Regions from separate parts of the Homo sapiens genome. Here region 2 is linked to region 1. Evidence: chromatin loops called from intact Hi-C (ENCODE). Cell type or tissue: B cell. All regions are shown on one strand.

The links. Peaks named below come from ENCODE experiments on the same cell type or tissue, not always from the same donor. Only the 100,000 strongest peaks of a DNase experiment are listed, where the experiment ranks them.
Region 2: a loop joins it to region 1, with 5 times the contacts of the local background. A loop is called at or near these places in 6 of 110 quality-filtered maps.

What each region holds. Positions count from the first base shown.
Region 1 is chr14:31,354,121-31,359,120 of GRCh38, reverse strand. It overlaps HEATR5A (HEAT repeat containing 5A), which reads left to right. Exons shown (of 36, transcript NM_015473.4): 15 at 64-227; 16 at 309-484. Among named protein-coding and RNA genes, the nearest start is that of HEATR5A, 64 kb to the left of the region's middle. In B cell, CTCF peaks have their summits at 2,759 and 2,959 (motif pointing right); a DNase peak (open chromatin) is centred at 2,960; H3K4me3 peaks cover 516 bases; H3K27ac peaks cover 727 bases.
Region 2 is chr14:31,179,847-31,184,846 of GRCh38, reverse strand. The region is part of intron 2 of HECTD1 (HECT domain E3 ubiquitin protein ligase 1); the gene reads left to right. Among named protein-coding and RNA genes, the nearest start is that of HECTD1, 25 kb to the left of the region's middle. In B cell, no CTCF peak of the experiment used is centred here; no DNase peak of the experiment used is centred here; H3K27ac peaks cover 730 bases.

The DNA.
Region 1 (5,000 bases):
TAAATCCCATACTCTCACCAGATAATTAATAGTACTAATTGCTCTTTTTCTGTGACTCAACAGGAAACCTCTGTGCTATCCTCAGAGAGCTGGCTGCTGACTTGACTGCCCCTGATATTCAGGTGGCAGCATCTACATTTTTACTTCCACCCCTCTGTCATCAGGATGATCTTTTGATACTAAGTCCTTTCCTACAAGAGACTGACCATAGATTTATTGAAGAACAGGTATGGCCATTTTTTACTCTTGATTAGATTCAATCTGTGATCAGTGATTTTAAAACCTTATATACTTTTTTTCCCTTTTAGCTCCTGCTTGGTAATGGTGTTGCTTGCGGAAGTCTTGAATATGACCCTTATTCGATTTATGAGAAAGATGTAGAGGGAGATTCAGTGCCTAAGCCCTTACCTCCAGCACTATCAGTTATTAGTTCTGCATCCAAGCTCTTTGGGGTTGTATGCGCTCATGTGGGAGAAACTCAAAGGTAAATATCTTCAATGGTTCAGTGAATGGATAATAGAGAACTGGTGGGTAAGAAGAATGTTGCCAGAGATCTCATTAGCGTAAATGATTTCTTATAAATAACAGGTGAAGGTGAAATATAAGTTTTTGTTTAATTATTCACTTGGCTAATACTTAATAAGAAATGATTAAATGCCTAAAACCACTAGAACTGTTGTGGATACAATACTTTGCTCACAGCTTATCATCTAGCTGAAAATACAAATGAAAAATAATGACATAAGATACTGATTTATGAGCAGTCATTACAAAGACACATACTAGGTTTTTTCTTAGACTAGGTCTCATAGGCTTTCTTACCTTGGAAATTTTTTGGAACCATTAAAGGTCCAGGGATTTGTCTTCAGTTGGAGGGATTTTAAATGGTTTTTATCAGTTCACTTAAAATGAACTTTAGACCAGTGGTCCCCAACCTTTTAGGCACCAGGGACCAGTATGGCGAAAGACAGTTCGTCCATGGCGTAGGGATAGGAGGAGGTTTTGGGATAAAACTATTCCACCTCAGATCATCAGGCATTGTGAGGGGTGCACAACCTAGATCCCTCACATGCACAGTTGACAATAGGGTTCACACTCCTGTGAGAATCTAATGCCACTGCTGATCTGACAAGAGTTTGGCTCAGATGATAATGCTCGCTTGCCCGCCACTCACCTCCTGCTGTGCGGCCCAATTCCTAACAGGCCGTGGACCAGTACCAGTCCGTGGCCCACTGGTTGGGGCCCCCCTGCTTTAGAACACACACACATACACACACAAAGATAATAGATATTTAATTAACTTGATTGTGGTAATCTATTTCACAATGTATATATGAGCAAAGCCTCGTTAAAAACATCATGTTGTATACCTCATACTATGTAGGGATTTCCATCTTATGCTATTGTATGTGAAAAATTAATAAATACAAGATGTCCTCCCCAAAAAATGGACTTTGGTTTTGAAAAACCAAAGGGTGATAATGATTTCTCATTGAGAATGATAGTTTCTTAATTAGTAACTGGACATATACATTTCTCAGGCATCAAAATCCACTATCCAGGAAATTCTTGTTACTATCTGAAAAACGAAATGGGAAGTGAATCTCTCTCATAGGCTATTGTGGCTAATAATAGTTTACAAATCACTGTCATCCGCACTGATTCATTCATTCATTTCCTCTCTCTCGACCAACAACCATGCATTTGACTAGATCATAGCTTTTATTATATCTTCTTATCCAGTTATATCTTCCAGAGGATACCAGTTAGACAATTTACCTTTATCTCTTTGGTGAAGACTTAGAAAAATATTTTAATTTCATCACCAACACCTCTCTGAAACAGGTCTTGGGATGATGTGCTTTCATTGCATAGAAAAGTGAATGAAATTTATATTGATTTTTACTAGCTTCAGTTTCAAAAGATAGTGTTTTTTCCAAATGTATTTGTAGCATTTCCTGTAATACTGTAACTATAAGGTTATGGTGATAAGAGAATATATGACTGAATTGTTAATGAATGAAGAGGAAAATTACAGTGGTTTGGAATATTCAAAGAAAGATTCATGGAGAGGATGAAATTTGAACTAGTCTGTAACTGCCTTTTTATAGAGCATATAATTACTTTAGAATAATTAATTTGGATTAATATACCAATAACTACTGTGGATGAAACAGGGCTGGCCTTTTAAGCAAAGGATTTAAATTAAGCCTGTTCTTAAATGGTTCCACTATCTTTGATGGGTCTAAGGTGGAAAAGCAAAAAAGAAAATATACTTTTTACAGCCTTTCCTCTTAAAAAAGTGATTTTACTATTCTAGAGAAGTTTTCTTTTCGGATTTATTGCCCAATTGCAGTTTCAGGAAGATCCTTTCTTACTAAGTTTAATGAATTTTTTAATGTGCTCATAGTTTTTGTATCCCCACCTAAGTTATAATAATAATAATGAATATTCAAGGAAGGGGAGATTTTGTTTGTTTTGATAAAAACATTGAGAACAGATAAAAGCAAACCCTATCATTCTGTTTGGATTCTAACAAATTTGGAACAAACAGGATTCTAACTATTTTGGAAAAAAAATAGTAGGTGACCAGGCACAGTAGTTTACACCTGTAACCAAGCACTTTGGGAGGCCAAGGCAGGCAAATTGCTTGAGCCCAACAGTTCAAGAGCAGCCTAGGCAACATGCAAAACTCCTTCTCTACAAAAATAAAAAAATTAGCTGTGCATGGTGGTGTGCAACTGTAGTCCCAGCTACTGAGGAGGCTGAGGTGGGAGGTTCGCTTGATACTGGGAGTTAGAGGTTGCAGTGAGCCAAGATCTCGCCACTGCACTCCAGCCTTAGCAACAGAGCAAGACACTGTCTCAAAAATATATTTATAAAGAAGTGGCCTGGCAAGATCCCAGATACAGAAAGTGGGTTATAAGCAGTTATCCACAGTCTCCAGTAGGTGTCGTTACAGAACCAGAAGATAGAAACTACATGAATAGGGAAGTTAAGTTTCTAATTTCCTGTTATGCCAGATATGATATTTATGTAAAATATCAGGCTGTTTGCTTTTTGGCCTTACATTTGAGTTCTAGAGAAGAAAGGTCTTAATTAAAGTATCTAAATTTAAACAGCAACCGAATATTTCAAGCCATTTTGTTGTTATTGTGGTTAGCCTTATGTTTAAACAGTTGTGTAACATGTGGTTGTCCTAAGGTTGGAAATAATACTTACGTAATATAAATTAATGCACAATTTATTAATGCATATGTAATTGTCTTTTAAATTAGTTGATTCTCTCTATTCTGACTGTAGGGTTCTAACGTAAAAATGTTTACCGGTTGGAAAGTCAAGATATTTTATACAGAAAAGAAATAATATTGATCTCAATCATGTATTGTTTGTGGTTACTTTTTTTTTCTTTGAGACAGCCCAGGCTGGAGTGCGGTGGCTCACTGCAACATCCGCCTCCTGGGTTTCAAGTGATTCTCCTGCCTCAGCCTCCCAAGTAGCTGGGATTACAGGCATGCACCCCCATGCCTGGCTAATTTTTGCATCTTTTAGTGGAGATGGGGTTTCATAATGTTGGCCAAGCTGGTCTCAATCTCCTGACCTCAGGTGATCCGCCCTCCTCGGCCTCCCAAAGTGCTGAGATTATAGGCATGAGCCACTATGCCCAGCCTGTGTGTGGTTACTTTATTTTTTGTTTTGTTTTGTTTTGAGACAGAGTTTTGCTCTGTCAACCAGGCTGGAGTGCAGTGGCACCATCTCGGCTCACTGCAACCTCCGCCTCCCAGGTTCAAGTGATTCTCCTGCCTCGGCCTCCCGAGTAGCTGGGACTACAGCACACGCCACCATGCCTGGCTAATTTTTATATTTTTAGTAGAGATGGGCTTTCGCCATGTTGGCCAGGCTGTTCTTGAACTCCTGACCTCAGGTGATCTGCCCCCGTCAGCCTCCCAAAGTCCTGGGATTACAGGTGTAAGCTACTGCTCCTGGCCTGCGTTTGTGGTTGCTTTTAAATAGATTTTCATCTAATTGCAAAGAATGAGTTGATTAATTCACCTGAGGATTGTTCCACCCCTGACTTGCACATTGGAATTATCCAGGCAAATTTTTAAGATACTGAAGATCCTGATTAGTATGGTATGCATACTATGGTGGTGGGCACTGAAAGTTTTTAAACTCCTTAGGTGATTGTGATAAATGGACTGCTTCAACAAATGATGTCACTTGGGAATGGATGGACAGAGAGGAAAAGCTTAAACAGTTATAATTCTCAGTAGTAAAAAATTTTGCCATTATATACCCTCTAAAAAGTATTATTTTGTTTTTGTTTGTGGTTACTGTTTTGTGTATACTGTGTGTACCCCCTGTCTAAAGGGTTTATAATGTAAAATGTATAATGTAAAATAAATCAACATTTTCAAATGTTACATCTTCACCCTTTATTCAGTTAACTGCACTTTTATTCCATCTAGACTCAAAACTTTTAGTACCTATCATTTCATTCCAAACTGATAATTATATGTTATAATTGATACTACTTATGAGTACTAATTCAGTATTACTAAAAATAACTCATCTCCATCTTCCTGAAGATCAGAATCTTTTGTTGAGATCTCTATAGGAATTGGTGTCATATATCTTGAATCCTTGATTAGTTAATAGTGTATTCAATCTCTTTCAGGATTGGGGGGCAGAAGATGAAGAAAAAGATTTTGAGCTCTGACAATCCTGTTTTGTAGTCTTTGGTCCATGAATGTGGTCAAGAAATAATTGTATAGGTCAACTTATAGTACAGTGCAACAAATTCTTAATCTCTAACCTTACGTATTTTTATAACTTCCAGTGCGATACAATTTCATGATAACAGATGTAGGATATGATCTAATAATGACGTTATAGGTTTTTAAACTTGGGAGCTTGATCATACAGTTATTCTTAATTCCCCATTGTTGTCACATTTACCCTCCGTAATCTTCCTGTAGGTTGCTTTGGACATAAATATG
Region 2 (5,000 bases), 170 kb after region 1:
GTTAGATTTTTGAGATTTTGTAATTGGCTTTTCAGTTGTGAATAAATACTATTAACCTATATGCATATGTGTGTGTATGTGTATGTCTGTGTATACATATATTTTTTAAGAGAATCTTACTCTGTTGCCCAGGCTAAAGTGCATTGTGCGTGATCATGGCTCACTGCAGCCTTGAACTCCTGGGCTCAAGTGATCCTCTTGCCTCAGCCTCCCAAATAGCTGCGACTGCAGGCATGCGCCACTATGCCAGCTAATTTTTTTTTGAGACAGGGTGTGGCTTACCCAGGCTAGAGTGCAGTGGCGTGATCTTGGCTCACTGCAACCTCTGCCTCTCAGACTCAAGCCATCCTCCCACCTCAGCCTCCCAAGTAGCTGGGACCACAGGTGCACGCCTCCATGCCTGGCTTTTTGTATTTTTTGTAGTGACAGGGTCTCACTTTGTTGTCCAGCCTGGTCTCAAACTCTTAGGAGCTCAAGAGATCCACCTGGCTCGGCCTCCCAAAGTGCTGGGATTACAGGTGTGAGCCACTGCACCCAGCTGGCTAATTTTTTAATCTTTTTTTTAGAGACGGGTCTCCCTATCTTGCCTAGGCTGGTCTAGAAATCCTGGGCTCAAGTGATCATCCTGCCTCAGCCTTCTGAGTAGCTAGGATTACAGCAGTGAGCTACTGTGCATGGCTTAACCTGTATTTTAATTGAGTACTTTTGTTAGGAATCTTCTAATAGTGTTTTAAAGTTGTTTTAAAGAAAAGTTTTTAGAATTATGTGTAAGATAATGATTACATCTATTTTCACTTGAATAATATGTCTTTATAACCACTTAAAATTTTATTATTTTGGGCAAGGTGTGGTGGCTCACACCTGTAATCCCAGCACTTTAGGAGTCCGAGATGGGAAGATTGCTGGAGCCCAGGAGTTCAAGACTAGCCTGGGCAACATAGCAAGAACTTGTCTCTACCAAAAATAAAAAAATTAACTGGGTATGGTGGTGCATGCCTGTGGTCCCAGCTACTTGGGAGGCTGATTTGAGAGGATTGCTTGAGCCTGGGAGGTCAAGGATACAGTGAGCCAAGATCGCGCCACTGCACTTTAGCTTGGGTGACAGAGTGGGACCCTGTCTTAAAAAAAAAAAAAAAGACAAAATTTTACTATTTCAAGAATTCTCATAAGTTTTAAGTTGAGTAGTGATGACACAAAATTATTGGAATAGTTTTTGACTTAAAAGGCCCTCCACTGAGTTCAGCAGAATTTCTCTTCTCTGAAGACTGAATTTAACATTGTTCACTTCAGATAATTTTGACCCATCTTGAGTTTCATACACTATAATTTCATGTGTTGCAAATTTTATTTGCTATGCTAGTCTATTATAAATTAACAGATAAAGGGGAAATAATATACACTTGAATCCCTTAAGAAAAAAACCTGTTATTTTTAAAACCTCACTTATGAGCAACTGAATTTATAACAGAATAAACTTTAGAGCAAATTTACCTGTTCTGTTAGGTAAGTATTGTTAGCATGAGAGGTATCCAAGTATATTAACTTTGAGTTAACTTTCAAAAATTTGTTACTCATGTAAACCTTTTTGCTAATACATTTCACATAAATACAGTATAATTATATTTATGTATATTTTAAATAAAATATAACAAATTCTATATAATTTATTTTTTTTAATGTATATGTTTTCACATACTGATTGCTAGAGGGTTACTGAGTTTTACATCAAATTTCTTGCTTTATTTTTAGGAATCTGGGATTTTTTTTTACCTTTTTTGTGTGTAAAGTAAATTTTAGTTAAGTTTTCGTATTAAAGAGATAATTTTCAAGAATTTGGCTGTATTTGCCGTAAATCAGTGGCTGTATTACAGGAAATACCACGTAAATGAAAGGAGTCTGCCTAATCCAGCTGATTTCCTTTTGCATTGGCAATTAATGTATTCATAATAGTAGCTTATAGTAATGTGAGTTTTTTTTTTTTTAATTATTAATTTCTGAGACAGAGTCTCACTCTATTGCCCAGGCTGGAGTGCAGTGTCTTGATCTTGGCTCACTGCAAGCTCTGCCTCCCGGGTTCATGCCATTCTTCTGCCTCAGCCTCTCAAGTAGCTGGGACTACAGGCGCACACCACCATGCTGGCTAATTTTTATATTCTTAGTAGAGATGAGACTTCACCATGTTGGCCAGGCTGGGCTCGAACTCCTTAGCTCAAGTGATCTGCCCGCCTCGGCCTCCCAAAGTGCTGGGATTACAGGCGTGAGCCATTGCGCCTGGCCAGTAATGTGAGTTTTTATTAGCAAAACTCACAGAAAGAAAAATCTCATTATCATGTAACTAGTTTAATAGGAATATTGGCTGGACACAGTGGCTCATGCCTGTAATCCCAGCACTTTGGGAGGCTGAGGTGGACAGATTGCTTGAGCTCAGGAGTTCGAGACCAGCCTGGGCAACATGGCAAAACTGCATCTCTACAAAAAAATTTTTAAAAACTAGCTCGGCGTGTTGGCATACACCTGTGGTCCCAGCTACTTGGGAGGCTGAGGTGGGAGGAAGGTTGAGCCTAGAAGGTTGAGGCTGCAGTAAGCCATGATTACACCACTGCACTCCAGCCTGGGCGACAGAGCAAGACCCTGTCTGGAAAAAAAAAAAAGAGGCTGGGCGCAGTGGCTCACATCTGTAACCCCAGCACTTTGGGAGGCCTAGATGGGTAGATCATTTGAGGTCAGAAGTTCTAGATCAGCCTGGCCAACATGGTGAAACCCCATTCTCTACTAAAAATACAAAAATTAGCCGGGCATGTGTTAGGTGCCTGTAGTCCCAACTACTCAGGAGGCTGAGGCAGGAGAATTACTTGACCCCAGGAAGCGGAGGTTGCAGTGAGCCGAAATGGTGTCACTGCACTCCAGCCTGGGTGACAGAGCGAGACTGTCAAAAAAAAAAAAAAGAAAAAGACATTCTTTGATTTTCCTTGAAACCTTGATATAAAAAAAAGTGCATTTTACGTATGTAGGAATATGCCCCGGATACCTTGTTACTGTTGAAAAAGTAACTCAACAGCTAAAAAAACAAATTGGTTTTTCTGTCCAATAGCCAAGGCACAACAGATATTTCTTAGGAACACAGTTGATCACAATTAAAATCTGATACCCTATGAGGTTAGAGCTTTCTGGGTTTTGACCTTTTTGAAACTGGCTCTGTTTTTTTGTTGTTGTTTTTTTTTTTTTTTCTTTTGAGACAGGGTCTTGCTCTGTCACCCAGGCTGGAGTGCACAGGTGCGATCATGGCTCACTGTAGCCTTGATTTCCTGGATTCACATGAGCTTCCTGCCTCAGCCTCCCGAGTAGCTGGGACCACAGGTGCACACTACCAGCCTGGCTTGGTTTTTCATTTTTTTGTAGAGATGAAGTCTCCTTGTGATGCCCAGGCTGTTCTTGAAGTCCTGGACTCAAGCACTCAAGATGGGAGCATCTTGGCTTCCCAAAGTGATGGGATTACAGAGTGATCCACTGCACCCAGCCTAAACTGGCTCTTTAACTATACTTGTTCAGGAAATGCATCGCATTTTAGGGAACACAGCAGGAACTATTATTCCCCAAATTAGCAAATACTACATTCCCCCATGAAATGTATTAAGTTTATACTAAGCATTGCTCTTAAATTTTATTTTTTTTTTGATGTACAGTTTTTACCCTGGGTAAGAAAAATGGATGAATAATTGTATTACTATAAAGCATATGGTAAATCTATTCTTGTCATTTGATACTTGGACTATCAACTTCATTTTATTCTTTATTCAAAAAACTACTATTTTCTAAAGAAAACACATTACTCTTTTAGACTGTGTTTTTTCTTTAGTATTAACACTTTAACAGTCTCTTTTCATTTCTTCCATCTACTACATATGCATATATAGAGCATATGTAGTATGCTCTAACAAGGCTTAAGATTCTGATATGCTAGGCAGTTTTGTGACCTTACCTGAGAACTGCTGGACTAGCTCTTACAACCTAGCCTCAAGGCATTTAATTCCTGACTTAGAAATATTACAAATGACTATATGTCATAGGTTGCCAGTGTTGCTGGCTAGTAAAAAACACCTCTGGCTGGGTGGAGTGGCTCATGCCTGTAATCCCAGCACTTTTGGAGGTTGAGGTGGGTAGATCACTTGAGGCCAGGAGTTCAATACCAGCCTGGCCAACATGGTGAAACCCCATCTCTAGTAAAAATACAAAAATTAGCTGTGTGTGGTGGCGTGTGCCTGTAATCCTAGCTACCCTGGAGGTTGAGGCACAAGAATTGCTTGAACATGGGAGACAGAGGCTGCAGTGAGCCAAGATTATGCCACTGCACTGGTCAACAGAACGAGACTATCAAAAAACAAACAAAAACCTGTGTTTAATCAATGATTACTCAGTCATTGCATGAAAGATGTCTTCTAAAATTTTTTTATTTTTATGTATTTTTTTAATAGTGAGTCTTGCCATGTTGCCAAGCTGATCTTGAACTGCCTCAGCCTCCCAAAGTGCTGAGACTGCAAGTGTGAGCCGCCATACGGGCCCTAAAATTTTTTTAACAGTATTCTTTCTTCTGGACCCTTTAAGTTAAGAATCATCTAAGCAGATATTAAACCATAGAATTAGATATACTTTAACATTCATACAGATTTTTTTTTTTTAAGACGGAGTTTTGCTCTTGTTGCCCAGGCAGTGGCATGATCTCAGCTCACTGCAACCTCCACCTCCCAGGTTCAAGCAATTCTCCTGCCTTAGCCTCCTGAGTAGCTGGGATTACAGGTGCTTGCCACTATACCCGGCTAATTATTTTGTATTTTTAGTAGAGACGGGATTTCATCATGTTGGCCAGGCTGGTCTTGAACTCCTGACCTCAGGTGATCCACCTGCCTCAGCCTCCCAAAGTGCAAGGATTACAGGCGTGAGCCACCGGGCCTGGCCTCATACAGATATTTCTTAAAGGCTACTAAAGGTATGGGAAGTACTCA